Regions from separate parts of the Mus musculus genome. Here region 2 is linked to region 1. A link is a loop called in an ENCODE intact Hi-C map of the cell type or tissue named here. Cell type or tissue: left cerebral cortex. All regions are shown on one strand. Each heading gives the region's core, and the rest is flanking DNA. Links, peaks and the distances in the headings are about the cores only. Region 1 holds the start of Ajuba (ajuba LIM protein). Region 2 holds the start of Psmb11 (proteasome (prosome, macropain) subunit, beta type, 11).

Region 1 (16,055 bases), core at 4,793-12,792:
GGTGTCTCTTCCCGTGTCTCGCTCTATTGCCCTTAGGGTTGCCTTAGTCCAAAACCTTTCTCCGTGTTTTTATGTACACACTAAATCTTCCTCTTGTCCCTCTAGCGACAGGGATCAGCCTGTTATTTTCCTCGCTTCTTTTCATATAAGCACATAAACCTCGTATCCTCCCACTCCACCATCAGAGAATCATGGGGCTAGAAAGTGCTTTTTTTATTGCAGCTTATCTGTTTGTCTCTCAAGTCTCCGGACCAACTTGTCCTTTCCCTGCTTTATGCATTCGTTGGTCTTGCAGCTCCCACACTTCTTGCCTGCGCCTCCTTGCCTCTCAGAGCTATCTTTACACACGGGTCTCTGGACCTCCTACATATCCACCTTTCATCTTCCTCTTACGGTTGGCCCCCTGTCTTATCACTTCTGTGACATCTCTCACCGTCTCCCCCGCAGTCCTCACTCTAGGAACAGTATCACGATATTTCTGTAGAACAAGCCCTTTTCTTCCCAACGTTGATGGATACATTCCACAGTGCCCCTCCGCGCATTCCAACTGTAAACAAAGAGTTCCTTTTCACTCCCCCTCCCCCAGTCTAAACTCTTGAATTTTGTGGACGCAGCTGCCCAATCTGCCCCTTGACCTTTTACGTCCTGTCTGCAGCTCTCCACCTCGGAGGCAGCTTCCACAGTTCCCTGCTTGTGATGCCCAGGAAATCCTTGCGCGGACACCTCAACCCGGGGTGCACACCGCGCTCCGCCCTTCCCGGAAAGTAGATCCGGCCAGGCAGACAAAAGTTTGGAGAAGTTGGGTCCGTGCAAGTGAGAGCCAGGGGGGCGGGCCGGGCCGGCGGGCGGTGGCGCGAGCGGACGCGTGGACAGACCTGCGGAGGACAGCCGCTACCGTGGGCCCTGCCAGCCGCGCGCGGACCCTCTCGCTGGGGCATGCTTCGGGATCGCGGGCACCCGGCACCTGGGCCGCTCGCTGAGCCCCCGTGAGTGACTTGCATCCCAGGAATCCGAGCCCCGGGGAACTCGAGCCCGGCCTCTGGCCGAAACACTGCAGCGTGCCGGGCGAGGAGGGGGCTGCAGGCCCCAGATCCGTGGGCATGGAACGGTTAGGGGAGAAAGCCAGTCGTCTGCTAGAAAAGTTGAGACTCTCGGACTCCGGCAGCGCCAAGTTCGGCCGCAGAAAGGGCGAAGCGAGCCGGTCTGGGTCTGATGGGACCCCCGGAGCAGGCAAGGGACGCTTAAGCGGGTTGGGGGGACCTAGGAAGTCAGGACACCGTGGAGCGAATGGGGGGCCTGGAGATGAACCTTTGGAACCGGCCAGGGAGCAAGGGCCCCTGGACGCCGAGCGGAACGCACGCGGCTCCTTTGAAGCGCAGCGCTTCGAAGGGTCCTTTCCCGGGGGGCCGCCGCCCACTCGAGCCCTGCCTCTGCCTCTGTCGTCGCCTCCTGATTTTCGGCTGGAGACCACGGCTCCAGCCCTTAGCCCTCGCTCCAGCTTCGCCAGTAGCTCGGCCAGCGATGCGAGCAAGCCATCTAGCCCCCGGGGCAGCCTGCTGCTGGACGGAGCCGGGGCCAGCGGAGCCGGAGGTAGCCGGCCGTGCAGCAATCGGACCAGCGGCATCAGCATGGGCTACGACCAGCGCCACGGGAGCCCGCTGCCCGCGGGGCCGTGCCTATTCGGCCTCCCGCTGACCACTGCTCCTGCGGGCTACCCTGGAGGGGCTCCGTCCGCCTACCCGGAGCTCCACGCTGCCCTGGACCGACTATGTGCCCATCGGTCCGTGGGATTCGGCTGCCAGGAGAGCCGTCACTCGTACCCCCCGGCCCTGGGCAGCCCCGGAGCTCTAACCGGAGCCGTGGTGGGAACAGCGGGTCCTTTGGAGAGACGTGGGGCGCAACCCGGACGACACTCGGTTACAGGCTACGGGGACTGCGCCGCGGGGGCCCGTTACCAGGACGAGCTAACAGCATTGCTGCGTTTGACCGTGGCTACCGGTGGGCGAGAAGCGGGTGCTCGCGGGGAACCCTCGGGGATTGAGCCGTCGGGTCTGGAGGAGTCTCCTGGTCCCTTCGTTCCAGAGGCCTCCCGATCACGGATACGGGAGCCAGAGGCCAGAGAAGATTACTTTGGTAAGTAGGAAAGAAGAAGCTAGGGAACCGAGAGACCGGTCAATGTGTGCGGTTACCCATCGCCCCGACAGCACAAATTGCTGGGGCCGGGAGTTGCAGGTGGAGACCCCAGATTTTTCTAATATGGAAAAGGGCGGACCCTAGAGCACTTGCTCAGTCCAGCCAGGTTTCTAATGGAACCAGGCTGATGATCCCTGACAAATTCAACTCTTGATTTTTCTCGGGAGTCCCATTTTTCTCAAGCATCGTGGCACGACGGCCTGTCGCAGTAGGAGGCCTCGGAAGGAGGAGGAGGCGCTGCGGGGCCAGGAGAGCATCCTCTCGCGCCCCCCTCGCGGCTGGGCTCCTGCAAGCTCCGGCGTGCCGCGCCCCCACCCGCTCCTTGCTCCACCCGTAGGAATTCGGGGAATGCGCGGGGGGCGGGGCGGGCGGCCGCGTGCGTGCCGACTCCTGCCCTGGCGCTCCAGGTGCCGTGGGCGACGCCCGCCAGGCGGAGGGGTGGGGAGCGTGTGCTTGCGTTGGGGGATGTTTGCTAGCTCCCGCGCAGTCTTGCCTGCTGTCGGGGAAATGGAGCCTGATAGGGAAGCCTGATAGGAAAGCAAGGATTCAAGTCCTGCCCGGTCCCGCCCCAGTCCTGATGGTGAGGTGTGTGCTGGTGGCCTTTTAAAATAGGCCAGTACCTATCCGCCTGTTTTCACCAGTTTCCGGAAATCAGGGCAAAACCAGTGACCCCGCTTGAGACCATTACACCTATTCCGTATGACTACCAAGTTTTACCTGTCTGAGTCCCTCCATAACTTGACCAGCATCCAGAAGGAAGTAGCCCTGCCTCCCTGCTCCTGTTGAGGAAACCTGGCCATGGTCTCTCTCCAATACTCGAAATTTTAAAGAAGTGTCGATCGCTTGTTAGAGCTGGGCGGTGGGGTGTTATCAAAACTCACAGACATTACTTAATTATAAAAAGTAGTCAGGATTTAAATGTGTACTCCCACTCGCCCCTGGACTCTGGGGGGTCTCCAGTTTTCCAAGTAACCTCGATTTTTTTCCCCTAGCATTCAAGTTCCTTTGCCCCTCCCCCCACGGCTAGTCGTCCCCCCTCCCCCCCAGAGAAGGATAACTGGAAGTTCAAAGGTAGCAGCAGAACCTTAGTAGGCTAGAATTCAATACACACACACCTTTTTTTTCACCTTCTAGGGAAGGGGGGACGCAGGGCAGACGATATAAATCACTTTGATCAAGGGAGACAGTAGCAGGGCCCATTTAGGAATTTCCTTTTGAGGCCCAAGAGTGAGCTGGGAAAAGAAGCCTCACTGGCTAAGCCATCAGAGCCCAAAGTAAGAAAGGCTCAGAAAGTGCTGTAAAGTGGCAGGAAGAAGCTAGGTGTGGATGCTCTGTGAGTGGAGGTGAGGCAGACGTGCCTGAGCATCGTCCTCTTTCCACAGTATCTGTGGCTTCCCACAGAAAGGCTCTGCCAGGACCCCCTGGCATGGCAGTCTTGGGCAAATTTCCCTGATCCTGAGAGAGAACACACACCTTTTGAACTCAGAAATGAGGCCAGGTTGCCTCCTTTGATAGCCCCTTACAAGCAGCTCTGTGTCCTAGTGCTAGCCTGATGCTAACCCTTTTCCTGCTGCCTCTGGTTAGGGGCCCTCTTCCTTGGCTTCGGCTCTGCCCAGCTGCCAGAGGGTGGGAGCAGAACAGGCCTGGGCCCATCAGTTGCTGCAGCTGCTGCACCAGCTCCCAGAGCCCCTGGGCAAAGACTGGGATGGGCCCCAACAGGCAGAGAGTGTGGCACTGTGCCGAGGGGGAGAGGTGGGGCAGGCCCGTTGGGATCTGCTCCCCAAAGACAGGTCTTAGCCCTCAGTCATGGGCCTGGAATTGGGGAGTGGAGGGAAGGAAGAACACGCCCAGGAAAGGCTGGTTCCAGAACCAGGTGTATGTATGCAGCTTAGTGGAGAGTGCCAGGGAAGAGCAGCTAAGCCCTGTTTTCACGGGGCAGGAAGGAGGTAGGGTCTGCTACCGACCCCTCCCCTCAAGTCCTATACAGTCCTCGTCCCTGAAGACCCAACTATGTTCTTAGCAGTAAGTACAGGAGTGTTCACGTGGCCCATCTACATAAAAAACCCATTGCTAGGCCAGATCAAGTTTTATGAATGGTAAAACTGAACTCCCAGAAAGACTTAAGGGGGCCTGGGTTGCTTCCTTTAGGAAGTTTTTCACGCCCCCCAGGTGCTGCAGAGCCCCTGTGTGAAACAAAGCGTCTTTAACTTAGCCGTTTTTTAAATAAATTAGGTAGTATGCTAAGCACCAAAGACGTGTTTGAAGAGTATCCGGTAATTGATAAGAATGGATCTGCCTAGTCAAGAGCGTGCCGCATCCTACTTCTCTCTTTAGGTTTTGAGACAGGGTCTTAGCTTGATCTCAGGCTTCACCTGCTGGGTAGCCAAGGTGAGCTCCCTTTGTCCTGCCTCTATATCCTGAGCGCCGGCCACTCTCACACCCATATTATTTGGTGCCAGGGATGGAATCCAGGGCTTCCTCCATGGTAGGCAAGCATTCTACAGGTTGAGCTTACAGCTCCAAACCCCCTCCCCCTGCACCCCGTTTCTAGTTACCCTATCTTCTCCAAAGGAGACTGTGCCCCTTGGCACATCAGGCAAGAAAGCTTGGGGATGATTGCTTGGGTTTGGGCTGGGGAGATAAGAGTGTGACTGTCCCCCCGACTCTTCTTATCTCAGGCACCTGTATCAAGTGCAACAAAGGTATCTATGGGCAGAGCAATGCCTGCCAGGCCCTGGACAGCCTCTACCACACCCAGTGCTTTGTCTGCTGCTCCTGTGGTGAGTGTACCTGCAGCTTAAGCCCCCCACCCCCACCGGCCAAACCCTGATGCAAAGGAGCACCTGCCAGGACCCATGGCTGTCCCATTCCCTTGTCTGAGCACTAGCTACCTGCCTTGTCCTCCCCCGGGGCTGTCTCTCAGCCTCCCTGCTCCGTCCTCTGAACCTCTCTTTCTCCTGTGCCTCCCTGCCGGCCCAGCTTTGGGCTCCAGCCCCACCTCTTCTTTGGTGAGGTTTGGTCTTGGGCAGCAGAGTTGCCTGGGGCGACGGTGAAAGACTGGAATGTGGGAAGGGCGGGGTGTGGGCTGGGGGAATGGGGAGCTTTGGGGGGTGCGGGAGGGGGTTTTTCTCTTGGCTGGTCAGAGTTCAGCCACCTCACTAGAGTGGAGGCCATCGGGCCATGCCAAGCTGATGACATCACACCGGAGGAATGTCTGCTGCTGCTGTTAGCTCAGGAGGCCCTCGGTGGGGGTGCTCCCCCCCCCACACCCTCCCTCACCTCTCATTATCCCTTCCACACTGCTTACCCGGTCTGATTCCTGCTAACCCTCTAATCTCCTATCTCTGCCTGTCTGACTCTACCACTCAGCTTTTCCCTTCCTCCCCCCACTTCTGCCTGCATCTCTCTGGGCTGATCTGGCTGCCCTTTCCTTTAGGCCTCTTCCTGGTGTGCCCCCTCTTTTCCTCTCCCATGTCAGAAAGTGAGCCTTTCTCGACGACCCCCCCCAGCAGAACTGGAACTGGGGAGCCTTCTCCTTCTGCACTCTGTTCTTCTTGCTGTCTTTGACCGCTCAGATCTGATGGAGTAGCTTCAGATCCGTTGGAGTAGCTTCAGATCCGATGGAGTAGCTTCATGGGTGTCAGGCTAAAATGGTCTGCCATGTAGAGTTGGGGAAAAAAAATCCCAGGAGCCTCTGACCCCAAAGACTTGTGTTCCTTGAAGCCCTCAAACAAAGCAGTAGCTTCCAAAGATGCCCTGACCACCACAGAGGCTAGACAGACGCGTGAGAATAGGATGGCTACAGTGAAATGAAGAATCCTGGGCTAAAACATCCCAGAGGCTAAGGCCTGGAACCAGTGTTCCATGCAAATCAAATAATACCTAGTCTAGTCAGAGCTTCTTAGCAGGTACACCAGCCTGGCCTGACCTTGGCTCTCTCTTAGGTGGCTCCCCATGCCTTGAGCCCTGAGGAGGTGTGGGTGGCAGACAGCTATTGAAGACACAGGAGCTAGAGGAGGAAGGAGCAGAAACGTTGTTCCGCTGGAATGAAGCCAAAGCCAATTGGAATTGTATCGTACTGGATTTTTTTTTTTCCTTTGAGGCAGGCTTTACTGTGTGTAGGCCATGCTGACCTTAAACTCTTGGTCTTTCTGTCTCTGTCACATGGATATGGGGTTTTTGTTTAGGAAGGGAAAATAGACCACACTTAGGAGGAAAGCTTTAAATAAAGTCCAGGTCCAAATGTCCTGTCAGGATTGGGGAGCAGGGGCCAGAAGAGGAAGAGCCCTGTGTGGGGGCTCCAGCGTTAACCTCCAGCGCCTCCTCTGCTGCTTCTAGGACGAACTTTGCGGTGCAAGGCTTTCTACAGCGTCAATGGCTCTGTCTACTGTGAGGAAGACTATCTGGTGAGTGAAGGGCCGAGGCTTGGCTTTCACAGTGGGACCCCGGCGGCCGGCGGGTTCCATCACAGTTTTCAGCGTGGTAACTCTGTCCTGTCTCCTCTCTAGTTTTCAGGGTTTCAGGAGGCAGCTGAGAAGTGCTGTGTCTGCGGCCACTTGATTCTAGAGAAGGTAAGGAACGCCCCTTCAGCTGGGTTTTGGGGGCCACCGGCCTGAAGGGCAAGAACTAGTGGCATTGCAAATAGAGAGCCTTTTGCTAGATGGTCATTTTCTTACCCGTCCTCCCCAAAGCTGCCTCACGGTGATCCCCTGTGAGAGCCAGTCCGTAGTCTCAGCCTCCAAGGGCGTCTGTGATCTGTCCCTTCCCTGATTCTGGACACAGCTGCCCTCCAGCCTGAGCTACGTGAATCGGCTCCCTTTTCTGCTACTGGTCGGAAACAGCTGGAACTCAGCTTTCTTTTCTGTATAAGAAGAAGGAATTGGGTTAAGGTTTACAGGATCCATGATCCTTGACTGTTGCTGTCTAGTAGCTACCTGGGAAGAACTGACAAAAGGAATTCATTCTGGCACCCACCTCAAATTGTAATAAAAAAGAGGGGTGGTCTGTTAGTTGAGCGAATGCCACAAGACAGCCTGGGCTCCATCCTCAACCCTGCGCAAACCAGCCGTAGTGCGGCAGAGGGTGTCGGGGTCAAAGCCATCCTCAGCTATGCGGTGATGAGGTTTGGGTTTTCTCTCTATTTTTTCTTCTTGGTTTTGGGTTTTCAGGTAGTCCTGGCTGTCCTGGAACTCACAGAGATCAGCCTGCCTCTGCCTCCCAAGTGCTAGCACTAAAGGTCTGTCCTGCTGCTGCCAGGCTCCATAGAGGTTTTTTTTGTTTGTTTGTTTTGTTTTTGTTTTTGTGGGTTTTTTTTTTTTTTTTTTTTTCCCGAGACAGGGTTTCTCTGTATAGCCCTGGCTGTCTTGGAACTCACTCTGTAGACCAGGCTGGCCTTGAACTCAGAAATCCGCCTGCCTCTGCCTTCTGAGTGCTGGGATTAAAGGCGTGCGCCACCACGCCCGGCTTCCATAGAGTTTTTAAGGCCAGTCTTAAGATACTTTTGACCCTGTCTCCAAGAAAGACTCCTTGGTCCCCTCAAATTAGGTAGCATTCTTCTAGGAGGACTGGGGGTGGGGTGGGGTTGGTGGTGGAAAGGAACGTGATGGGTAGCTGGAGAGAGGCTGTGGGGACACTGATCCTTCTCCCGCCCGCCCTGTGAGCTAGATCCTCCAGGCCATGGGGAAGTCCTATCACCCGGGCTGCTTCCGATGCATCGTATGTAACAAGTGCCTGGACGGCGTCCCCTTCACTGTGGACTTCTCCAACCAGGTGTACTGTGTTACCGACTACCACAAGTGAGTCTGACCCCTGGGAGGAAATGTGGGCCTGGGCCCAGGGAGTCCTCAGCCTCACTTATCACTGTCTTCTTTTTTAGAAATTACGCCCCGAAATGTGCAGCCTGCGGACAACCCATCCTCCCCTCAGAGGTCAGTGTATCCAGAGTTCCTCGGGGCGGCCAGCGCTGCCGCCTCTGGGGAGGAGATGGGGACATGCAGCCTGGCCCTTGGGAAGTGGCACTTCGAAGGAATGTGCATTCTGTGAAAGATTCCCGTGTGACTCTGCTCTTGGGGTCACCACCCTGACCTAAACATCCGGACCTAGACTAGCTGGGCCCAGGCTCCATATCTTCTGTCCCCCGTACAGAGAACAAGGCTTTCTTTGGAAGTCAAGGTCACCAGATACAGGGACTGAAAAGGGGTGAAACTGTCCTTAAACTGGTAAAAAAAAAAGGGACAGGGATTATTTGAGCTGTGTGTGGAGAGGGTATGTCTAGAGGAAAAGCTACAGCCTCTTCCTTATATTGGCTTGTGCTCAGCCTTTGCCTTCCCCTGCCCCTCCCCCTCCCCCCTGCTTCTCAGCAGGAGGAAGCTAGCAAGTAAGGCTGAGCCCCTGTGTGTGGAGGGGAGCTAGAGGCCTGGAGGCATGGACAGTGCCAGGGTAGTGGGTAGCATTCTGGTAGGAGTTGCTTAAAAGATCTCAAAGCTACATGTTAGCTACGTGGAATCTAACTGCGGGAAGAGGCCTTTATAAACCCTCTTGATGGAGCAGGAGGGTTTCTGTGGTATGGGATGGGGATTTGGGGACACCATGCTCTGCTTATCCCCCATGGGACTCTACGTGTTTCAGGGCTGTGAGGACATTGTGAGGGTGATATCCATGGACCGTGATTATCACTTTGAGTGCTACCACTGTGAGGTAAGTGTTGGGGTTCGGGGATGATGTGGGGAAATCGGAATTTGGAAGGGGGATTCTTGGAATGACTGGGCATCTGTGGGAGGGATTTAGGATACAGAAAACCAGGACACTGCAGTGACCTATGTCCAGTCTCTCTTGTCCTCTAGCTTTTCTTTCTAATCCTAGTTCTTTTTAAATCTGGAATCTGGCTTCCCCAGCCTCTGAACTGCTGGAATGGGGCTTGTCTCATGATTTCTGCTGCTGCAGCGACCCCTGGTGTCCAGAAGAAGTATTTCTCGGGTTTTCACTTCAAGTCCACCCTTTCACCCTTCACCCTCCCTGGGGCCTTACCACTCACTTGTCCAGTCACCCGGAGTCTCCCAGGATGGCCTCAGGGTAGGGAGCCTGGGTGGAAGTGAACCAGTTGCCTTCTTCCCTAGGACTGCCGCATGCAGCTGAGTGACGAGGAAGGTTGCTGCTGTTTCCCTCTTGATGGACATTTGCTCTGCCACGGCTGTCACATGCAGCGCCTCAGTGCCCGGCAGCCCTCTACCAACTATATCTGAGCTGACGTTACTGCTGCCACCACCACTGTGGAGAAACTCTCTGGCCAGCGGAGGCAAGGAGTGTATTCTGCAATCCTTGTGAAGAGGTCTCTGGGGAGGCCCCGAAGGCCAGAGACCCAAAGATCCTAACATTCCAAATGGGCTGCGGAGGAGGAACCTTCTGGTTGCCGGGAGAGTTGACTGGTGTTCATTGCGTGCAGCCTGTGCTACAGTAGATGGGATGTAGCACACGCAGGCGGGTTTCAGTACTTCCTGAACGCCAGATTATAATGTATTTTTCCAGTGTATGTTTCTATATACGTCACACAATGTTCTGGTGCTGGATCACATGAGGGCATCACAGAAACCACCCCCAGTCTGTTGTACCCTATGCATGGAGTCAGTGGAACCTTTCCCACGGGATCCTATCTTTGTCTGCGCTAAGGGCTGGAAGCCCTGGACTTTGTGATGAGCCATTTCTTGGCTCTCTCCCTAAGGACTAGAGAGCTCCCCGTGTCTGTCTGCTGGGACTGGGACCAGCTCTGGGGGACCTTGCTGCCTGTGTTGCCTGTTTCTCAGGGACCTGGGGAGGCTAACTGGGGCCTGTCCCTGGTTGCTGTTTTGCTCTTCTGGGGGAAGAAATGAGCAGGTTTCTGGATGTGAAACTTGCCGGTGAGTAGGATGTCCCTGAAGCATCAGGCTAGCCCCACTCCCCCTGTTTAAGTGCACTGAGCCTGTAGCCCAGCATATGTGGATACATTGTAGCCACGTGTGCCTGTGCACCTCCCTCCCTACTCCTCTTTTCTCAGGTGACTTACGCTTAGTTCCCTAGCAGTAGCCTATCTTTTGAGACCCCTTTTTAAAAGGGATCCTGCATTGGATCTGACCTGTTACAACCCCACCACTCAAGGCATTGGGGAAGCTGGAGAGAAGAAAAATAGGTTGACTTGGTTCTAGCCGCTTGGCTGAAACTTGAATTCCCCTTAAGCAGGATGTCTTAAAGCCAGGTCACTTGCTGGCTGGAACTCAAGTTCATTTGATGACCAGGTTGCCAAGAGTCCTGTCCCCTACTGAGTGTTCTTATAGCTGCCTACATGTTTTGTTCTTTTCATTGCACTGAGCATTCAGTGATTCCTGCCTGTTCATCAAGAGTATGTCAGAGGTTTGTTTGGTTTTTGGTTTTTCGAGACAGGGTTTCTCTGTATAGCTCTGGCTGTCCTGGAACTCACTCTGTAGACCAGGCTGGCCTTGAACTCAGAAATCCGCCTGCCTCTGCCTCCCAAGCGTGGGATTAAAGGCGTGCGCCACCACGCCTGGCTTACTTCAGAGTTATTAGCAACCTACATTTATCAACTTTGTGGCACTTTGTGATACAAATGTTCCCTGCCTCCTTGGGTGTCTTCCTACTATGCCATTATTTCTCTGACACTTAAGAAAGAAAAAGTTGAAATTCTAGCAGTAAATACAGTTGATGCAGACACTTTGTGAGTGTATTGTGGTTCTTCTTTGCTGTTCACTATGGCTTCAATCCTTGAAGCCTTATGCCTTGAAGATGTAAAGGGGCTCTATGGATTCGCCTTGGTCTGGCTTCTCCATTCACATTGTTAAAATGTGATTGTGTCATAAACAAGTGAGTCTGGAAATGACTGACCTGAGGACAGAAGACCCACCCTTGAGGGTTATTCTAAAACTGTGCCAGCCATTCTGGGAATTACATGGGCAGGGTCTCTTGAGTGCAGAAGCACACCTTTGATCCCAGCACTCAAGAGGCAGAGACAGGAGAACTTCTGTGGGTTCAAGGCCAGCCTGGCCTACAGAATGAGCTCCAGAACAACCCAGGCTACACAGAGAAACCCTGTCTCAAAAACCCAAATCAACAGCAACAACCCCCAAAGCAGAAAACAAACAAACAGAAAACAAAGGAAAAGAAAAGAAGCTGGGCAGTGGTGGCACACACCTTTAAGCCCAGCACTTGGGAGACAGAGGCAAGTGGGTCTCTGGATTAGAAGCTAGCCTGTTCTACTAGCAAATTATGTGGCAGCCTGAGCTACAAAACAAACCAAGCCAGCAAGCAAGGAAGCAGAAGGATCAAAGGCAGATGATGGGGAGAATAAACATTGATCAAACATTTTGTTTAAAACTCAAAAAGTGGTTTGAGAATATTTTTAAAAAAATTTTTTTTTTTTAAATTTTGTGAATGTTTTGCCTTTAAGTGCATCATGTGCCCATGGAGCTCTCTGAACAAGAGGTTCTCAGATCATCTGGTACTGGAGCTACAGACTCCTTCCTGTGAGCTGCCATAGATGCTGAGAATGCAACCTGGGTCCCCTGAAAACTCAACTAGTGCTCTTCGCTGCTGAGCCATCTTTCTAGCCCTTGTTTTAAATCAATCTCTCTCTTTCTGTGTTTGTGTGTGTATGTGTGTCAGTGTCATGTGTATGCATAGTTGTCCAAGTAGACTAAAGGAGGCTATCTGTCAGGCCCTCCGTCCAGGAGCTGGAGTTACGTGCAGTGGGAGGTAACCTTGTGTGAGTGCTAGGAGCTGAACTCATCCTCTGCAGAAGTAGTGAGAATTCTAACCTACTGAGCCATCTCTCCAGTACCATCAAGCATTTGATTTATTAATTATTTATTTTATATGAGTGCTGTGTCTTCACACATACCAAAAGAGAGAATCAGGTGGTTGTGAGCCACCATGTGGGTACTGGGAATTGAACTCAGGACCTCTGGAAGACCAGTCAGTGTTCTTAACCTCGAGCCCCTTATTTTTTTATTTTTATTTTTGGTTTTTCAAGACATTTTCTTTGTGTAGCCTGGCTGTCCTAGAACTTGTTCTGTAGACCAGGCTGGCCTCAAACTCACAGAGATCTGCTTGCCTCTGCCTCCTGAGTGCTGGGACTAAAGGAGGGTGCCACCACCACCCATTGCCAGGTAGTTTGGTTTTGTTTGGTTTGGTTTCTTTTGTTTGTTTGTTTTTTTGTCATCCCCCCCCCCCCCCCCAAGACAGAGTTTCTCTGTATCACCCTGGCTGTCCTGGAACTCACTCTGTAGACCAGGCTGGCCTCGAACTCAAAAATCCACCTGCCTCTGCCTTCCAAGTGCTGGGATTAAAGGTGTGCGCCACCACACCCGGCTTGCCTGGTTCTATTTTAAATTTTCTTTTTACAATTATTTATTTATGGGGCAGGGGAATTTACCTACCGCCACCTGCATCTAGAGGTCAGAGGTATACCCTCTTGAATTCTGGTCAAATGCCTTTACCCATGGAGCCATTTTGCTGGCCCAGCAAATTCTTTTTTTTTTTTTTTTCCTTTTTCCGGAGCTGAGGACCGAACCCAGGGCCTTGGGCTTGCTAGGCAAGCGCTCTACCACTGAGCTAAATCCCCAACCCCAGCAAATTCTTTTTACTGTGTGTTGAATATTATTTTGCTTCCCGTTTGACTTGGAAAGGATGGGGTTGGCTGTGTGACATGAACAAATCAGGAAGAAGGGCGGTGGTTAGCTTTAGTGGGGGAAAGCCAAATAGGGCATGGTTTTAGATAATCCTGTCTCCTTCCTTCTTGAATGAAGACAGAGCGGCCTGGGGAGACATGCAGTGGGAAGGAGCACCTGCCCTACCAATGCACATCTGAGCTCCAATCCCAGCCTCCAAGTAAATGCCAGGCATGGCTGTGTGCACTGTAACCCAAGCACGGTGGAGACAGACTATTGCATCTTTTTAGATAGCTGACCAGTCAGCGTATGCCAAACAGCAAGTTTCTGCTTCAGTGAGAGACCCTGCTTGCAGGCAGTAAGACAGGGAGTAATAGAAGAAGACGCCCTGTGTCCTAGCACCTGTGAAACCTACTCATGCATATGTACCACACACAGGCCACACGTACACATCACAAACAAAACACCATGCATACATATATACACATATCACACACATAATATACAACACACATAGGTACACAAACACAAAAACACACAAACACACACATCATACACACCAGAAACAAAAATAGCATCTCTTGGCGATGCAACCCTTCCAGGGCCACACAGCTGAAAGATGCTGCAGACTCCTGGAGGTGAAGTGCCTTTCACCTCTTCCTATTTCTTTTACCGCAGTGACATCATAGGTAAATGACACAGGTGAAATTGTCATTGCGAGAAAAGCACTTTGCTAGGATGGTTAGGGACTTGGGCAACAAATTAAAACTCTGCGTTGGCTTTCGGTTGCTGTGTTGTTAGGACCCTTGGAAGCACCTTAGAACAGAACAGAGGAAGGGCACTGCAAAACACTTCTGACCTTGAAGAGGCATGGTCTACCAGGGGCAGATACACACATAAATGACTTGAGAGTCTAAGCAACTTGTCAACGAGAGTGTAAAGTAATTGATTGTTATGAATAAAAGACCTAATATCCCAGGGTACAGAGTGCTGATGAGCAAGGCTACGCAGCTTGACTGCAGATCAGAGGGTGCAGCCCACAGTATAAATTCTGTTACCAAGTGAGGAGTTTGCATGGAGGGAGTTTTACCGTTATTACTGATATGCTGGGAATTGAACTCAAGGCTTTGCGCATGGTAGTACAAACTCTACTGCTGAGTTACACAGCCATACTATCTGCATGTTTGGGGGACAGGGGTTCAGGAAACCCAAAAGCTAATGCATCTTAAATGTACAATCTACCAGTTAAACTCACCTCTCTCTGTCTCTCTGTCTCTGTCTCTCTGTTTCTCTGTCTCTCTGTCTCTGTCTCTCTCTGTGTGTGTGTGTGTGTGTGTGTGTGTGTGTGTGTGTGTGTGTGTGTGTGTGTGTGTGTGTGTGTGTGTGTTAGTAGGAATCCAACCTCAGTCATCACACATGCTAGGCAGGTACTCTATCATTAGCTATATCACCAGACCTTTCTTTTAACATTTTCTTTTTTTTTGAGACAGGGTGTCTCTGAGTAGCCCTGGCTGTCCTGGAACTCACTCTGTAGACCAGGCTGGCCTCAAACTCAGAAATCCGCCTGCCTCTGCCTCCCAAGTGTGGGATTAAAGGCGTGCGCCACCACGCCTGGCTTCTTTTTAACTTTTTTTATTTTGAGACAGGGTCTCAGTAAATTGCCTAGTAGGTCTTCAACTTATATCTATCTATCTATCTATCTATCTATCTATCTATCTATCTATCTATCTATCTATCTATCTATCTATCTATCTATCTATCTATCTTCTCAAGACAGGGATTCTCTATATAGCCCAGGATGTCCTAGAACTCATTTTGTAGACCAGGTTGGCCTCGAACACAGACATCTGCCTGCCTCTCCCTCTGAATAGCTGAGACCTCAGGATGGCACCACCAGGCCAGTGTGTTCTCATTCTCTCTCTCAATCTTTTCTCCTAAGTTTTATTATTTTAAGTTATTATTTAAGTGTGTACATGCACAGAGGCCAGAGGTGTTTGAGTCCCTGGAGCTGAAGTTACAGGCAATTGTGAGCCACCCAACGTGAGAGCTGAGAGCAGAACTCAAGTCCTCTGCAAGAGCAGGATACACGCTTAATCACCAGGTCATCTTGTCAGCCCTCTCCTTTCTTAAATATTTTCAGGGTTTTTTTGTTTGTTTGTTTTTGTTTTTGTTTTTTGTTGTTGTTTTGAGACAGGGTTTCTCTGTATAGCCCTGACTGTCCTGGAACTTACTTTGTAGACCAGGCTGGCCTCGAACTCAGAAATCTGCCTGCCTCTGCCTCCCAAGTGCTGGGATTAAAGGCATGTGCCAACACGCCGGGCAATATTTTCAGTTTTTGTTGTTGTTTCTGTTTATTTTAAGACAGTATCTCACTATGGAGTCCCAGCTGGCCTGGAACTCACTATGTAGATCTGGCTATCTTCAAACTCACAGAGATTTGTGTGCGTCTGCCCCCTCCCCCACCACAGGCTGGGATCAAAGGTGTATGTTACTATGGCTGGTTACTTATTTATAATTTATGTGTATGTGTCTGGATGGGTATATGCTGTGTGTGTGTGTGTGTGTGTGTGTGTGTGTGTGTGTGTGTGTGTGTGTGTGTGTGTGTGTGTATGTGCATCTGCTCCACTGGAGCAAGAGCTACAGGTCACAGTGACCCTGGAAGAAGTAACAGGATTAATCCAGGCCACAAAGGATTCTAAACAGTGCTCTTGAGGAATGCAGTGGGCAAGTTTCAGAGATGACTGGGTGTGGTGGTGTGTAACCCATCCTGACACTAGAGAAGTTGGCAGCAGGATCAGGAATTCAAGGTTGTCTTTGGCTACACAGTGAGTTCATGGCCAGCCTGAGCTACATAGAACCCACATCTTAAAAAAAAAATCCCCCAAGGCAAACAAAAAAGCAAAAATCATTAATAATAAACATGTACTGAAATTGTAGGTACAGAATATAATATTTGTTTTTTTAAAGTCTGTGTATTACCTGGGAGAGGGTGGCACATGCTTTTAGTCCCAGCACTCAGGAGGCAGAGGCAGGTGGATCTGAGTTTGAAGCTAGCCTGGTTTACAGAGTGAGTTCCAGGACATCCAGGGCAGAGACAGAGAAACGCTATCTCAAAAAACAAAAAACAAAACAAAACAAAACAACAACATCTGTGCATTTATGAAATAAAAATACAGGAAAGGGCCAGGTTGGCACACACTTTTAATCCCA
Region 2 (16,055 bases), core at 3,048-11,047, 55 kb before region 1:
AAGAGGAGGAAGGGGAGGGGCCTCCATCTCTAATTTCATAATAAACACTTTATTTTGTAAAGTTGGAGCCCGCTTCTGTATCTGCACTCAGGTTTCTGGACAGAGCTTCCTTTGTGCTGAGGGTAGAAAAAGGCCTAAGCCCCCCTTCCCGGCTCATTCCTTCTCCTTGGAGGTACCCACTTTAAGACTCTCTCAGAGGGAGGAGGGTGAGGACTGTTCCATTTGAGGAGGAGAAGGATAATGACTGTCGCCATGCCCACCACGGGCTCTTCAGTGCCACTTCCGTTTGTCTCAGACAGTCTGTGGGATTGGCAAGAGAGGCGTGAACAATGGGAATTCAGGGCAGGAGCCCCTGTGAAGGCATGAGACCAAGAAGAGGGAAAGAGGAGGCTCCACAGCAGCTGTAACGGCAGCAACACAAATGGGGTTGGTAGAGGGCTAAAGACAGCCAGCCGGGCCTGGGTGTGGAGCACTAATAAAGGGTGGCTGTGGTAGAATCAGTGCTATCAGCCAGGACCTGCCACTTCCTCTTTTATACACACACTCCCCGGCACACAGGGTGTCTTCATGGAGCACAGAAGAGTCAGGATGTCAAGGGTGAAGGGGTGGAATACATCAGGTACGGTGCCAGCTAGACGGGACTGCCAGCATCCCCAGTGCCTACTTCACAAGGCAAAGGAGACTTGTGCTTTGGGATTAGCACAAGCCTCGAGCCTCTTCTCCAGGAAGGTCTATGGCTACCCAACAGTAGGTGGGTCCTAGCCAGTCTTTGTGACCCTCCATACTCAGTGTGTGATGCTGGCAGTCGGAGAAAACTGCTTTGATGGGAGAGACAGGGTCTCACTGTGTAGCTCAGGCTGAACTGGACCTCACTGTAGAGCCCCCACTAGCCTTGAACTCACAATGGGCCTCCTGCCTGCATCTCCTGAGGGCTGAAATTGAAGGAACACAGCTGGAAGCAAACCCCATGCTGATTTAGAACAGACCGAGCAGGTGGTAGGAGATATAGTGGGGTGATCAGATGCTGCTTGTATTTAAACGCTAAATTCTGTACCCCAAGACCTGGTTGCTCTGAGGAGAGAGGATCCTCATCTATACCAGCTTTTGTTGTATAAACCTTGCCCTCCAAGTTATCCATGATTGGTTAATAAAGATGCCTACAGCCTGTAGCTGGGTAGAAGAAAGGTAGGTGGGGCTTTGGTTCTCAGGCTTGAAGGCTGAAGCAGGGACCACAGGATGAAAGAGGAAGAGAAGGAAAAAGCCACCATGGGATAGGCTGATCATGAGTACAGCCTTGAGGGCTAGTCTGGTAGAGTAGGCATGTCCCAGGCAGGACGTGGCAAGTGATATCTCCGGGATATTGACAGAAATGTAGACAATAGCTTAGAGGGTTGATATCTGCTCAGCTCTAGTGTTTTTAAGGCTTGTTATAAAGATTTATGTCTATAATTTGGGAAATAAATTCTCTAAAGTGGGGTAAGAGCCCCCCAGGTACTTACAGGGAGGCAGAGCCATGTCTCCATTGCTGGCTCTTTTCTCTGCTGAAGTTGCATTAAGAGTCCTGCATAAGAGCAGGTGTGTGTCCATCCCTCCAGGGTCTTAAGAAACTGAAGATGCAGCAGCCAAAGCAGGACACCAGAGAGATCAGGGTCCTGCGGTCAAGGCAAGGAGGCCCTTTGGTCTCACCCTGATACCTGCGTCAACCTTTAAAAATCATTGGAACAGAGCCGGGCGTGGTAACACACACCTTTAATCCCAGCACTCGGGAGGCAGAGGCAGGTGAATTTCTGAGATCGAGGCCAACCTGGTCTACAAAGTGAGTTCCAGGACAGCCAGGGCTATACAGAGAAACCCTGTCTCGAAAAACAAAACAAAACAAAACAAAAGTACAGCATAAATTAGAAATAGAAAAACTAAGAAGTTGTTATGTGGATAGAGGCTGATTGGCTATAAACTCACAACAAACAGCACCCACATGATGGCTCACAAGCATCTCTGACTCCAGGGGATTTGATATCCTCTTCTGACCTGCAGGCAGCAGGCAAGTATGTGGAACAATACATACATGGAGCAAAATACCCATCCATGCACATGAGTCTAAAAAAAGCATTAAAGCAAAAACACTGAGAGGAACCTGGGGCTGGAGAGGTGACTTAGCATTGACTCTTCCAGAAGGTCCTCCTGTTTGATTCCCTGCCCCCACGTGGTGGATCACAATCATCCAGAACTCTGCTTCCAGGAGACCTGATACCCTCTTCTAACCTCTGTGGGCACCAGGCATGCATGTGACATGCATACATACATACATGCATACATGCATACACTCATATTTAAAGTCAACAACAACAACAAGACAAACATTTCCTCAAACACTGTTTAAATGTTTTCCTGGTTCATGTATTTACACAGTGTATCTTTTTCCTATCCTTTTCCACATGTCAGTCCTGGGGACTAAACTCGTATGTCATCGGGTTTGGTGGCAAGTACCTTTACCTGCAGAGCCATCTCTCAGCCCCTCGAAATTCTTACAGGGTTTGGGGATACAAGCTCATCAGCAAAACCTGTAAGCTTACATATCTCATCACCTGCCAAGAAGAATGAAGATCAAGAATAAGAATAAGATCATGAATAAGACCAAGAATAAGATCATGGAAGGAAGAGAGAGGAGAGAGGAGGAGACGGATGTAGATGCAAGTTCTGCTCTTTCAGGGTTCTAGCCTCCTTGTCCAGTCTGAGAAGAGAGGCACAGAGCATCTCAGGGGATTGAGATGCACAGCAGCCTTTGGCTGGTCCCAGATGTTCATCCCAGGTCCCAGACCATCCCTCTGCCCCTGCCTCTGTTCACTGCCTGAAAGCCTCAGAGTAGACCAGGGTGAGGAGCAGCCATAGGCTCCTATACAGCCCCGCCCCAACCTCCTCTTTTTTGTGGCTCTCCACTGTGCATGATGGCTAGCGCTGGGCTACACAGGCTGCAGCGGCTGCTCTGAGTCAAGTGCTGCTCCTCTCTCTTCCACAGAACAACACCACATGCCTCGCCCACCACACTGAAGTGCAGATGCCTATCTTAACTCATTCCCCGACAGCTGGACATAAGACCCTCATCAATGGCCATGAATCTGAACCCACTTATGCCTGTGCAAAAGTTACCTCTCAGGCTGGAGAGGTGGCTCAGAGGTTAAGAGCACTGCCTGCTCTTCCAGAGGTCCTGAGTTCAAATCCCAGCAACCACACGGTGGCTCACAATCATCTGTAATGGGATCTGATGCCCTCTTCTGGTGTGTTTGAAAACAGGACATTAAAAGAAATAAATCTTAAAAAAAAAAAAAATGACCTCTCCTCATTTGCTTCTTCAGTATCCCTAACCTTTGGATGTCACTCCTGGAGGATCATATCTCTTCCCCAAGGCTAGGAAGTTTGCAGGGGATGAAGGATGCTTTGAAGGCCAATAGCCAGATTTCTACCCTGGCTTGCAAGCCAGACCCCATGTATTGGGAACCTTTCTGTAGCACTCTGGGTTTGGGAGTTTGTTTGTTTCTTGTTTTTTGTAGGGTTGTTTGTTTGTTTGTTTGTTTGTTTGTTTGGCTTGGTTTGGCTTGGCTTGGTTTGGTTTGGTTTGGTTTGGTTTGGTTTGGTTTGGTTTGGTTTGGTTTGGTTTGGTTTGGTTTGGTTTGGTTTTTCAAGACAGGGTTTCTCTGTGTAGCCCTGGCTGTCCTGGAACTCACTCTGTAGACCAGGCTGGCCTCCAACTCAGAAATCCGCCTGCTGCTGCCTACTGAGTGCTGGGATTAAAGTTGTGCATCACCACTGCCCATCCTCCATTTTCTCTGGGCTCCCCAGCTTGCCTTTTGACTCTCCAGAGTTTGGAGAGTCTGGGTAAGAATCTGTAAGTCTAAGTCTGATTTCAAAGAATTCTTAATTCGAAGTGCACACTGTCAAGGAAGGAGAAGCAGTTGTCAGTCTTAGGACTGGAGGCTTCAGGTGAGAGGAAAGTTCTTTGGGTTCCCTTTCTCTGGATGCCCAGCCCTGAGGAGGAGGCAGTGGTGTTCCTGAAGCTGAAATCCTGGACGTCCAGAGCAGGCCAGGAAGGCCAGATGTGCTAGCTGGCACCAGAGGCACAGCACCCTGCCTCTGGTCTTCATTCTCCAGCAGGAGCAACCAGGAGAGGCCGGAGCGAAGAAGCAGGGAGAGATCTGCAGGGTAGAGAGCAGGGATGTGTGTGCTACAGGGCATGGCTCAAACCCTGACCAACACAGCAAGATGAGACCGGGAATGGGCAGCTTCTCTGAGCTCTTCCCTCCAAGCCCATGAGTTCCTTGGAGTTCATTCATCTCCAGACAACAGGCAGGGGTTTGGCCCATTCCCCAGAAGCCTGCAATGCAGGCAGAAAAACAAGGCAAGACAGTGGAGGCTGGGAGGGAAAGATGCAGAGAGCTGGGGAAGGATTAAGAGTGTCTTAAGCCCCACAACATTGTCACCTACTGTAACCTGCGTAAGTCCTGTAACTCTCTAAACCTGACCCAGCTTCAATAAACAATCATGCTTGCAAAAGCTGTCATGGGAACTGCACTCAGTATAGGTGGAATCATTATAGCCATTACAGTCATGGTGGGGGTCAGGGTGTGGAGGGCCAGCAGAGACAAGCCCATCACTAAACTAGGCTCTCTCCTGGCCATTCAGCCTGACCAAGTTGAAAAGGTGACCAGCTGAAAGAGAAAACAAACCAGATAAGGACCAAAATGAGAATACCAACTGGGGTAGAATGACAAAAGAGGGCCCAGCACATAGCATGACAGTTGGCACAAAGTAGGCATGCAATGAGTGTTTGTTTAGTCACTTTAGAGGCAGAAGGAGGCAATACCATCCATCAGGTATCATCAGAACATGTTGGACAGAGACATCAGTAGCTCTGGGAAGCAGAGAGGATGGGAACTTAAACAAAGCAGGAAACCCAAAAGGGCCAGAGCCAGATGCCCGGGGCTGCTCCCAGAACTAACCCTGCCAAGGCAGCTTCATCCCCTAGTCCCTTGTCCTGGCAGTCCCCAAGTTCTGTCCTTTCTTACATTGTTTCAGTCTTCATTATTATCGCGCAGTCTTCTGGCGTCACCTCCTCTTGCTCCACAAAGAGTTCTTTACATTCTCGAGCACCTTGCGGCGTGGCAGGCTCAGGATAGATTCCACAAGCTTTTGCCTCCAGCTCCTGCTCCAAGCTCCGGGCTTTCTGCAGCTCCCTATACAGCACGCAAGCATCACTGCGGGATACATACTCCCATCCGCTCTCCCGAACGTGGAAGAGGTCCACTGAGCCCCCTGAATAAGCATCACGGTGGGTGGCATGGGCCACAGCACAGCGGGCCAGGGTGTAGGCTTCCTGGATGGTCATGTCATAGTGGTAGCCACGATCAAGCACACCATAGGCGTAGGGAGACCCAGAGCCTACTGAGAAGATATCTCCCTGCAGACAAGTGCCATCGCTGTAGACATAGAAGAGAGCAGGGCCAGAGTGGTCCCAGCCACAGAGGGCAGTGGCCACACACAGATCCAGACCGCGGTAGCAGGACATCATAGCTGCCAAGAGTTTGGCCGTGCCTGCCACACTGGGCAGCTGGCCTTCCCTCAGTTCCCGAAGCCGCAGCTCCCGCCGTAGCACCCGGTACCATGTGGCACAGTCAGCAGAGGTCCCAGAGGTGGTACCCAGGAGACGCTGGTGCACAGGAATGACCTTCCGTGAGGCTGGACATGCCACATAGCTGCCACAGGAGGACCGAGTATCAGCCGCAGCGATGACACCGTGACGAAAGCGAAAAGCCAGGGTAGTGGTGCCATGAGCCAGCCTGGGGCCATGGATCTGCAGGAAGGTTTGAGGGTCACAGCCCCGGGGTACAGCCCAGCCACCGGCCTGAGGCAAGTGAATGGATGGTCTGGGAGTGTCGGGAGTCTGCCACTTGCACACATCCTGAAGAGCCATCCCTGAGGCTGAGTGAGAATCGGAAGGAGCAGGGCTGCATTTGAGGCCTGGGTCAGCATGGGGAGGAGGAGGAGGACGCTGTGGAGAAGCTGGGCTGCAGCCAGAACCAGGGAGTGAGACATGTGAGCTAAGCTTCATTTCTCCTTGGTCTCAGATCAGGCTTTGGAATTGGCTGGTGAGGGATCTCCACCCACCTCAGAGAACTGCCAAGGGGAGACAGAGCAAGCCTGCTGCGGTTCCTACACTCTGAAGACGCCACCTGTCAGCGTGACCTTCCACTGTTGTGATGCGCGCAAGAGTCACCGATGGAGTCTCCTGTCTGTCATCCGGCATCTACCCAAAGGGGGGTAGAGGCAGGGGATCGAGGCGATCCCATAGAAGAATGATTGCAAGCAGAGGAGATCTGGGCCCTCCGTAGTTTGGCTGTGTGGGACGTTAGGCAGGCAAAGATTTCCAACATAACATGGACTGTGTTGGAACACAGAAAAGGACAAGCGAGTTTCTGTAAGAGGGAGAAGGAGAAAGACACTCAAACTCCTTCCAGAAAAGCAGGTTACTTAGGGGAAAGAGCGCCAGAACGCAGAGTCCCTCTTCTGCTTTGAGGACAAAGAGGTCTTTCTATCTGTACACAGATGGTAACCCTAGGCTGGGAAGGTCACTCAGTGGGTCAGAGCACTTGCTCCACATGCCTGGCAACCAGAGCTTGATCTCAGAACCCACATTGAAAGGCAGAGACAGTGACACACATCTGTAAGCAGCATTCCAGTGGGAGCCCAGGAGAGTCAGGTCCAAATCCACTCACCACGGCCTCTTCTCTTTCTCTGTCCCTAGCATGGTTTCCACTTCTATGCCTCCTATCCTCAGCATTTAAATCCTATCCCTCAATGTCTGGCTTAAGAATACCACATATTCTGAAATCCTTCCCCAGTATGGGCTTAAAAGGTAAGGTTGTGGCTTGGGACCATTATCTCCCTCCTTCTCCTCCTCACCATCCTCCTCACCGTCCTCCTCATCATCATTATTATTTCCGTGTTTTGTTTATTTGGTTGGTTTTTATTTTTGAGACAAGGTAATTCTGTGTAGCCCAGGCTAGCATGAAATACCACATATAGTTAGTTCAGGTTGACCTTGAACTCTCCTTCCAAGTCCTGAGACTACAGGTGTGTGCCATCACACCCAGTGCTTTTTGTTGTTATTGTTGTTTGGTTTTGGGGGGGGGCATTTTGTTTCTTTGGGTTTTTTAGATGTTTATTTATTGTTATACATAAGTACACTGTAGCTGTCTTCAGATACCAGAAGAAGGTGTCAGATCTCATTACGGGTGGTTGTGAGCCACCATGTGGTTGCTGGGATTTGAACTCAGGACCTTTGGAAGAGCAGTCAGTGCTTTTATCCACTGAGCCATCTCTCCAGCCCTGTTCCTTTGTTTTTGAGACAGTGTCTCACTATGTAGACCAGGCTGGCCTTGAACTCATAGAGATCTGCTTGCCTCTGCTTCAAGAGTCTTGGAACACTGCCTTGTTTTTTTTTTTTGAGGTAGGATCTTGTTTTGTAGCTTAAGCTGGCCTTCAACTCCCTCTGTAGCTTAGGTTTGGTCCAAAATCACTATCCTCCTGCTTCAGCTTCTTAAGTGCTGGTATTACAGGCATGTGTCATGCTGTGGAACTCTGTCTCTTGGGCAGGACAGAGCCATTGCCTTCTTGAAATCAGAGCAGATGTGATCATGCACACAGGGTCCGCCCCAGACCTCCCCACTAACGTCCCTTTAGGAAAGGGGAACACACCCATGAGGTGGCACACCCCAGGCCCCACCCCTGCCCAAGGATAGATAAGCACTTAAGGGTTGTGTGGGTTTTTAGTTAATTGATTCATTTTATTTTCTGTGTATTTGGCCTGCGTTAGTATGTACACCACGTGCATGCTTGGTATCCCTGAAAGACAGATGAAGGCATAGAATTTTCTGAAACCAGTGTTATAAACGGTTCTGAACCGTCATGGAGATGCTGAGAAATGAACTCAGGTCCTCTGAAAGAAGTCAGTGCTCTTACCTGCTGAGCCATGTCTCCACCCCACCCACCCCCAGTTGTAGGGCATGTGGCTGTACCACCAGATGGGCATGAAACTGGTGAGGTGGGGCACACTCAAACCCCAGGCATCTCAGAGAACTCAGTCGGCATAAATGAGGCTGTTCCCTCCCTGCCTCCATGTCTGCTCTGGAACCCTTCATCAGGACCCTCAAGGTGCCCACGGGTGGTCATGTAGCACCTGACACGACTCTCTGTGCAGAAGAGGCATCTCAATGGCCTTGGCCGTCAGCCAATGGCCTTCTCTTCCTGGATATTCTCACACTCCTTTCCAAAATTATATAATCCCTGGTTCGCCTGAATAAAGCGTAAGCATTCACATCCACCCCCAATAAAGAAATATGAACAAGCCAAGATCATCTCAGAGAGCTGCTTTATTAAAGCCATGGGGAAGGCTGTAACACTGAGACTCCCACAGAAGGCCTACTCTTTTCTCCCACTCCTCTGGCACTCGATCCAAACCAGACTAGATCCTGCTTATCCATAGCCTCACCATCCCCTTCCAGCCGGGTGTCCACAGGTGCTCGGACACCCCAGAGGGGAGAACTGAAGTCTCCCCATCCCAGACTCTGTCCTGCCCTCCCCAGCTGTGTGTCCGCGGTGCCCAGACACCGCCTGAGGAGAGGCAGAACACTGGACAACATCAGGAAAGAGACTACTTTTCAGTGGAATAGTTTCCATAAGCTGCCCAGGTCCCTTTAAGTAACCACTCAGTCATGCACCTGTAACTTACTTTTTTAAAAACAAAATCCCAAACATGTGATATACCAAATGAAGACTAGGGAGCCAGATGCTGCAGTGGAAGCCTGCTAGGTCAGAGAGGCAGAAAAAGCACCCAGCTGACCTTCCTCCTCCATCAACAACCCAGAAGGCAAAAACTACTCCTCCTTCTCCACATTGTCTTAAATACCCTTTAACTCAAAGGCCCTCCTTTCTCTTTCCTGGGTTTCTTTTCTCTCTTTCTTCCTTTCTTTCTTTCTTTCTTTCTTTCTCTCTTTCTCTCTTTCTCTCTTTCTCTCTTTCTTTCTTTCTTTCTTTCTTTCTTTCTTTCTTTCTTTCTTTCTTTCTTTCTTTCTTTCTTTCTTTTTTTTTCTTTTCGAAACAGGGTTTCTCTGTATAGCCCTGGCTGTCCTGGATTTCCTGGGTTTTCTTAAGCTCACTCCCTGTCAGCTGGTTGCTCGCTCCACCTCATGACCTAGGGTTGACTTTAGCTCCTGTTTACAGAGAGCTCTTGGGGTTAAGGATGTGTGCTCAGGCTGAGCTGCACCACAACTACTTGTTTACAGTAAATTTATAGAAAGTATTTAATCTCGCAGGGCGTTGGTGGCACACGCCTTTAATCCCAGCCCAGCTCAGGAGGCAGAGGCAGACGAATTTCTGGGTTCCAGGCCAGCCTGGTCTACAGAGTGAGTTCCAGGACAGCCAGGGCTACACAGAGAAACCCTGTCTCGAAAAACCAAAAAACTAAAAAATAAAAAAAAATAAAAAATAAAAAAAGAAAGTATTTAATCTCAATTGGGGGTTTCTACCCTGCCTTTAATCATTCAGTTCCCAGATAAAAGACACAAAACTTTTATATTTATTATATATATTTTTAACCTTAAAGCACTAGAGCTGGGCAGATATCTACCCTCTATGCTACTATGCCTACCTCCCTGCCAATACGCCTGAGATATGACTTTCCATGTCCCACCTGGGCTGCTCTTACTCTAAGTGGCCAGCCCTCATGGCCAGTTCTCACAGTCACTTACCCCATGGTGTCTTCTCCTCTCTTGACCTTTTCTCTCTTCTCCTCATCCTGTCCTGCCTCAGACCTCAAGGCCAGGAACTGAAACTCCACCTACCTCTCCTCTGTCCAGGTGCAAGCTGTAGGCATTTTTAATCAACCAGTAGTTTGAAATTAAGGAGCAAGGTTACATAGCATATGCACCTGGTATACATGAGACTCTCTTCATCCCTGGGGGCAACCGGACTTTGGGGGGCAGTACTTAGCATTATAATATATAGGAACAGGCCAAACCTCAACAGTAATCAGAAAGCTCTCCTCTTGGGTTAAAGGTATGTGCAAAGGCTGAGCCACACCACAAGAAACAGGTTTTTTTCCTGTTCACAATCTTAGGGTTCATAATGTGATAAAATATCCTGCAACAGTGGTAACCTCACATAAACTCACTGGGTCACCTGGGTGGAATAGTTCTTTGGCCTGTCCTTGGTGTCCCATCTCCAGGAAAAGTCAGGCAACCTGCAAACATACTCGTAAGGCTCTAGTTTTGAGGGGCAGTGCACCCCAGTGGACCCCAGATCTCTCTGATAAACCCACCGCTGACGACTTGTGTCAGCTGACCTATATCTATGCTGACCTCCACACCTCTGAACTGTATCACAGCTGGTGTAGGAAAACCAGTCTTATTGTCCAGCTGGTGATTTAGAGCGTGACAACCTTTGGGACCAGAAAACTAGCTTAGGAGAGCATTTCAGGATGGAGGGATAAGAAACAGAAGGACTGCCAAGATGGCTGAGCAGGTAGGGGCTCCTGACACCACACCTGAAGTGACACCACGCCTGAAGAGACACCATGTTTGATCCTCAGGACCCACATGGTAGATGACAGAAATGTTCCCTGCAAATTGTCTTCTGACCTCCAACCCCATTTTGGTATATAAACACAGACTTACACACACACACACACACACACACACACACACACACACACACACACACACACACACACACGGTGGGAGGGGAGAACATAATTGAAAAATTTGTTTGTTTTTCAGACTGGGTTTCACTTTGTAGTCCTAACTGGTCTTGAATTTGCTAAGTAGACAAGGCTGGCCTTGAACTCACAGAACTCCAAACTGTGGTGATCCAAAATGAAGTAAGATCAGGCACTCATACTCACCGTGCCATCTCCCAAGTCCTATCTTGCATTTTCCACACTATCAAAGTGTGAGACACAGATGAAAACTTCCTAACTCTGGTGGTTAGACTTGGAAAAGTTGCCAGATTTCAGCATGAAAAATACTGCACATAAAAAGTCTGCTATAGGAGGAGAGGGACTGAGCTGAGCATCCAGAGAAAGGAGAATTTAGAACTGAGAGGTGAATACAACAAGCTAGACACAGACCCCATAGACAGAGCAGGAAGCAACACTGTGTATGTATGCCTAGTTCCTGATTTGCCGTCCATCCTAAAGTGTTTCGAGGTAATGGTGGGGGAGGAAGAAGAGGCCATCAAGGACACCCACTCACAGTGAAGTGCCTAAGCCCGATAGGTGACAGCTAAGGTCTCTTCATAGATCTTTACGGAACCTCTCCTGCAGGTCCTCAGCTGTCAATTTCTACTGACTTAAATATGCAGGTGCTAAACCGGGGGTGGTGGCGCTCGCCTTTAATCCCAGCTCTTAGGAGGCAGAAGCAGGCAGATCTCTGACTTGGAGGCCAGACTGGTCAACAGAGAAAGTTCCAGGACAGTCAGGGCTACACAGCAAAACCCTGTCTTGAAAACAAATAAACTACAACAACAACAACAACAAAACAAAAACAAAAAAGCAGGTGCTGAACTGAAATTTTACTTTTTTTTTTTTTTTTTGACTTTTCCAGACAGGGTTTCTCTGTATAGCCCTGGCTGTCCTGGAACTCTCACTCTGTAGACCAGACTGGCCTCAAACTCAGAAATCTGCCTGCCTCTGTCTCCCAAGTGCTGGGATTAAAGGGAAAATCTACTTTTTCATTAACCAATTCTTTGTGGCTTTTTTCTTCTTTATTTTATTTGCCTTTCAGGCAATTTATTACTTAAAATTCTCACTAAAGGGTGGAAGAGAATCTTAAAAATTGGTTACTATTAGCAGGGTGTGGTATGTAGCCACATGCTTTTCCACCTAGAAATAACAACTCTGAGACAATACTTCTGAACAATTGCTTAGGCCAGTAGCTTTGGCCTGTCCCCTGACTCATAACTCAGTTATCCTTGTAAAGTAGTCTGAGTCCAGCCGTGCAGTTGCTTACCTCTCCTCAGGCTCATGCAACCATCTCTTCCAGAGCTCAGGGCGAATCTCCCATCTCTTGTGCCTGTATTTTCCACCCACCTTCTAATCCTGCCTCAGCTCACTGGCCATAGACTTTTTGTTGACAGGTGAATGCTTTTCTAAGAGATTATCTTTACAATGGTGAAGCACCTTTAATCCCAGTGCTCTGGAGCCAGAGGACGTGTGAGGGTCCCAGTTTGAGGCCAGCCTGGTCTACAAAGCAAATTCCAGCTCAAGGCATGACTATGTCTCAAAAAACAAACAAACAAGGAGGTTCGAGAGATGGCTCAGTGCTCTTCCAAAGATCCTGAGCTAAATTCCCAGCAACCGTAGCTTACAACCATCTATAAAGAGTTCTGATTTCCTCTTCTGGCATGCAGGAGTACATGTAGATAGAGCATTCATGTACAAACAATAAATAAATATCAAGAAGAAACAACAAAACAAAAACCTTTAAGGGGCAGTGAGCCTGGTGTGTGGCTCAGGCCTGCCTTTCATTAGTCTGAAACAAGGCAGGAAAACCTGGCCAGTTAAGAGGGGGTAGCCTGGCCTACCTACCTAGTAAATTTAAGAACAATCCGGATAGTAGAGCATGAAACAAAAACAAAAAAAACAAACTAAAAAACCAACAACAAACAAAAAACCCAAAAAGCCACAACAAAACCCTAGCTAGGGTATGTATATAAATGCTATCAAAAACAGGCGGTGGAGTTTTTGTTGTTGACAACCAACTATTGCGGCTGAATTAATACCATGGGAAAATGGTCTGAAAACAATTATTTGAACCAGGATTAGGATAGGTGGCCTTAAAGAAAATGGCCACTTCAGTCTCTCCTTAACGGGGTTTTGAAAAATAAAGAAACAGCTTGCAATCTGAACCTGGGCCTGGGCAGTGACCAAACACCCTAGTCCAGTTAGGAGTCTTAAGCAGTTACGCCCTTCTCAAAGATGGCCGAATTCGCTTCCCTCACTCGAGAAGAACATTCCAACCACTCTCTAGAAATTAGAAGTTAATCTTATCCGTACTACTTCGATGCCAAAATAAAAATGGCAATCTTAACCACTCAGCCATCCTTCCTAGGTGAACACAGACCGGCGCTGGTATTTAGAGGTGTGGTTGCCCGGAGTAAAAATGGCGCCGCCTCCGTCTAGACTTAGCTGGACGTGAAGTTGTGACGTCGCGGCGTTGCCAGTCGGAGGCAGTTCCTGTTGCCCTTGCTAAACATGGCGCTGGCTAGCGTGTTGCAGCGGCCGATGCCGGTGAATCAGCACGGGTTTTTTGGGCTCGGAGGTGGTGCAGATCTGCTGGACTTGGGTCCGGGGAGTCCTGGTGATGGGCTGAGCCTAGCCGCGCCGAGCTGGGGCGTCCCGGAGGAGCCGCGAATCGAAATGCTTCACGGAACCACCACCCTGGCCTTCAAGGTGCTCAGACAGCTCGCGCTTCTCCGGCATCCCAGCCGGAACCGGGTCGGGCGGAGGTTCGGTCCCCTCCTCCCGACCCTTGGCGGGTTCACTGTCTCGTAGCCTTAAGAAAGGAGAGGTGGGCGGAGATAGGGGGCGGTGAGGGAAGGAGACGGACAGCGTGGGTTGGCTCCTAGGCGACCCCAGTTTGCCCCTTTTCAGGAGCCCTACCTGGGAACAGCGGACCGTGGCGGAGGGTGCGGGGGGGAAGCCATTGTCGCCGTTCACCAAAGTTTGTATAAACTGAGCTTGATGAAGTCCAGGGGCTACTGAAGTGGGTACCGAACAGTTAGGGTCCCTGTTCCAGCCCTACAATAACTAGCTCTGGATCTTAGGCTAGTCTTTAAAGATTTATTCTTATTTTTTGTATATACACCACGTGTGTAGTGCTCGCAGGCGCCAAAAGAGGGCGTCGTGTTCCTTGGGACTGGAGTTACAGACCTTTGTGAGCACTGGGAACCGAACCTCTGAAGAGCAGCCAGTGCTCTTAACCACTGAGCTCTCTCTCCAGTCCCCTTAGGGTGTCTTTATCTCATTAAACTTGCTACTTCATATTTAAAGTGAGTAAAAGGGCTATTCATAAATCAGGAACTGCTGTTAAACCCGAATGACATTTAACATAAGAAGTCGATTACGCCGGGTGGTGGTGGCTCACGCCTTTAGTCCCAGCACATGGGAGGCAGAGGCAGGTGGATTTCTGAGTTCGAGGCCAGCCTGGTCTACAAAGTGAGTTCCAGGACAGCCAGGACTATACAGAGAAACCCTGTCTCGAAAAACAAAAACAAACCCCAAACCCCCCAAAAAAGAAGTCGATTCCAAAATCCCAAAAGATGCAAAGCCAGGTTATCTTTCTGTATTTATACAAAAATAAAGTATGGGGAGTATTTGTGGTCTTACGGGGCCTCTCTTTTTGTTTTCTCTGACCTTAACTAGTTTCTCCATGGAGTCATTGTTGCAGCGGATTCCCGGGCCACAGCAGGTGCTTATATTGCTTCCCAGACGGTGAAGAAAGTAATAGAGATCAACCCGTACCTTCTGGGCACCATGGCTGGGGGTGCAGCGGATTGCAGCTTCTGGGAGCGGTTGTTGGCTCGGCAGTGTCGAATCTATGAGCTTCGCAATAAGGAACGCATCTCGGTCGCAGCAGCCTCCAAACTGCTCGCTAACATGGTGTATCAGTACAAAGGCATGGGGCTGTCTATGGGCACCATGATCTGTGGCTGGGATAAGAGAGGCCCTGGTGAGTTGTGTCCTGTGAGCCATGGTGGGAAGGGGTTAAATGGGTGGGAGAATTGAGGGCTTTTAACAGGTGCTGGGAATGGATGCGATATTAGGTTCTCAGCTCTTCCTTCCCTTTCCAAGGAAGGCCTTGTACGGAATAGGAAAGAGCATAGAGTTAGACTTGCTGTGTCACTCACTGCTTAGTCATTTGACCTTAGCCTATTTCTTCATCTGGGAACTGGTTAAGTGAACCATTGAAGCGGTTAAGTGTGGTGCACATAGAGCAATTGGTACAATGTCTGGCACAACAGCTCTCCTTCTTTCCCATGCAATAATGACTAGAAAACATTTGTACTGGGGAATTGTAAACTTTAAAAATTGTGTTCTATTCTAGCCAGGTGTGGTGGCACATGCCTTTAATCCCAACACTTGGGAGGCAGAGGCAGGCGGATTTCTGAGTTCGAGGCCAGCCTGGTCTACAAAGTGAGTTCCAGGACAGCCAGGGCTATACAGAGAAACCCTGTCTCAAAAAACCAAAAGAAAAAAAATTGTGTTCTTTTCTATGCTTGGGTGTTTTGTCTGCATGTATGACTGTGCACCACAGTGCATTCATGGTGCCTGAAGAGGCCAGAGAGGGGATTGGATCCTCTAGAATGCAGTTACTGATGGTTGTGAGCCACATGTGGGTGCTCAGAGCTAAACCCAGGTCCTTGGCAAGAGTGGCCCGTCCTTCTTCCCCCTGCCCTGGGGGCCATCTCCCCAGCCCCCCCCCCACTTTTAAATTTTAAGTTAAATTATTTATTTGTGTGTGTATGTGTGAACAAACACATCCTACAGCATATCTGCAGTTCAGAGGATAACTTGTTCAAGTTGGTTCTCTTGTTCTGTGGGCCGGGCTCAGGACATCAGGCCTGGTGGTAAGCAACAGTTATATGCTGACTCACCTCACTGGCCCTCATTGTAAAAAATAAATAAGCCAAGTGATACACAGCTGTGACCCTAGAGCACTAGGGAGGGTCAAGAGTTCGAGGCCAGCCTAAGCTGTATGGCAGAAGGACAGCCTGGAGCACACAGAAACATTGTATCTCAGAAGTCAGTAAAACTAGTGGAGTTGGTGTATAGTTAATTTTATATAAAATGCCCAAATTATTTCTCAGTACCTGGCGGTAGTACCATTTCAAGTGTTGAAGTCAGTTTCATGCAGTCTCTAGCCACTGTGTTGCATGACAACGATAGGCTACAGAGTTGTCATTTAAGCGTTATCTCCCACCATTCCTGAGTCCTGTGCTTGACTTGG

What was found. Hi-C counts contacts between places; a loop is a spot of excess contacts. Peaks named below come from ENCODE experiments on the same cell type or tissue, not always from the same donor. Only the 100,000 strongest peaks of a DNase experiment are listed, where the experiment ranks them.
Region 2: a loop joins it to region 1, with 4 times the contacts of the local background. A loop is called at or near these places in 8 of 42 quality-filtered maps.

What each region holds. Positions count from the first base shown.
Region 1 is chr14:54,562,310-54,578,364 of GRCm38, reverse strand. Ajuba (ajuba LIM protein) reads left to right here and starts at 704. Exons shown (of 8, transcript NM_010590.5): 1 at 704-2,133; 2 at 4,872-4,973; 3 at 6,532-6,599; 4 at 6,702-6,764; 5 at 7,858-7,988; 6 at 8,069-8,120; 7 at 8,821-8,889; 8 at 9,309-10,896. The coding sequence starts at 1,101. The coding sequence ends at 9,434. In left cerebral cortex, for the core only: a CTCF peak has its summit at 9,150 (motif pointing left); DNase peaks (open chromatin) are centred at 9,136 and 9,775.
Region 2 is chr14:54,615,237-54,631,291 of GRCm38, reverse strand. Psmb11 (proteasome (prosome, macropain) subunit, beta type, 11) reads right to left here and starts at 5,982. Exons shown (of 1, transcript NM_175204.4): 1 at 1,736-5,982. The coding sequence starts at 5,965. The coding sequence ends at 5,057. It overlaps Psmb5 (proteasome (prosome, macropain) subunit, beta type 5), which reads left to right and starts at 13,297. Exons shown (of 3, transcript NM_011186.1): 1 at 13,297-13,498; 2 at 14,471-14,777. The coding sequence starts at 13,301. Mir686 (microRNA 686) reads left to right here and starts at 14,507; the gene lies at 14,507-14,615. It also overlaps a transcript of Cdh24 not described here. In left cerebral cortex, for the core only: a CTCF peak has its summit at 3,286 (motif pointing left); a DNase peak (open chromatin) is centred at 6,224; H3K27ac peaks cover 438 bases.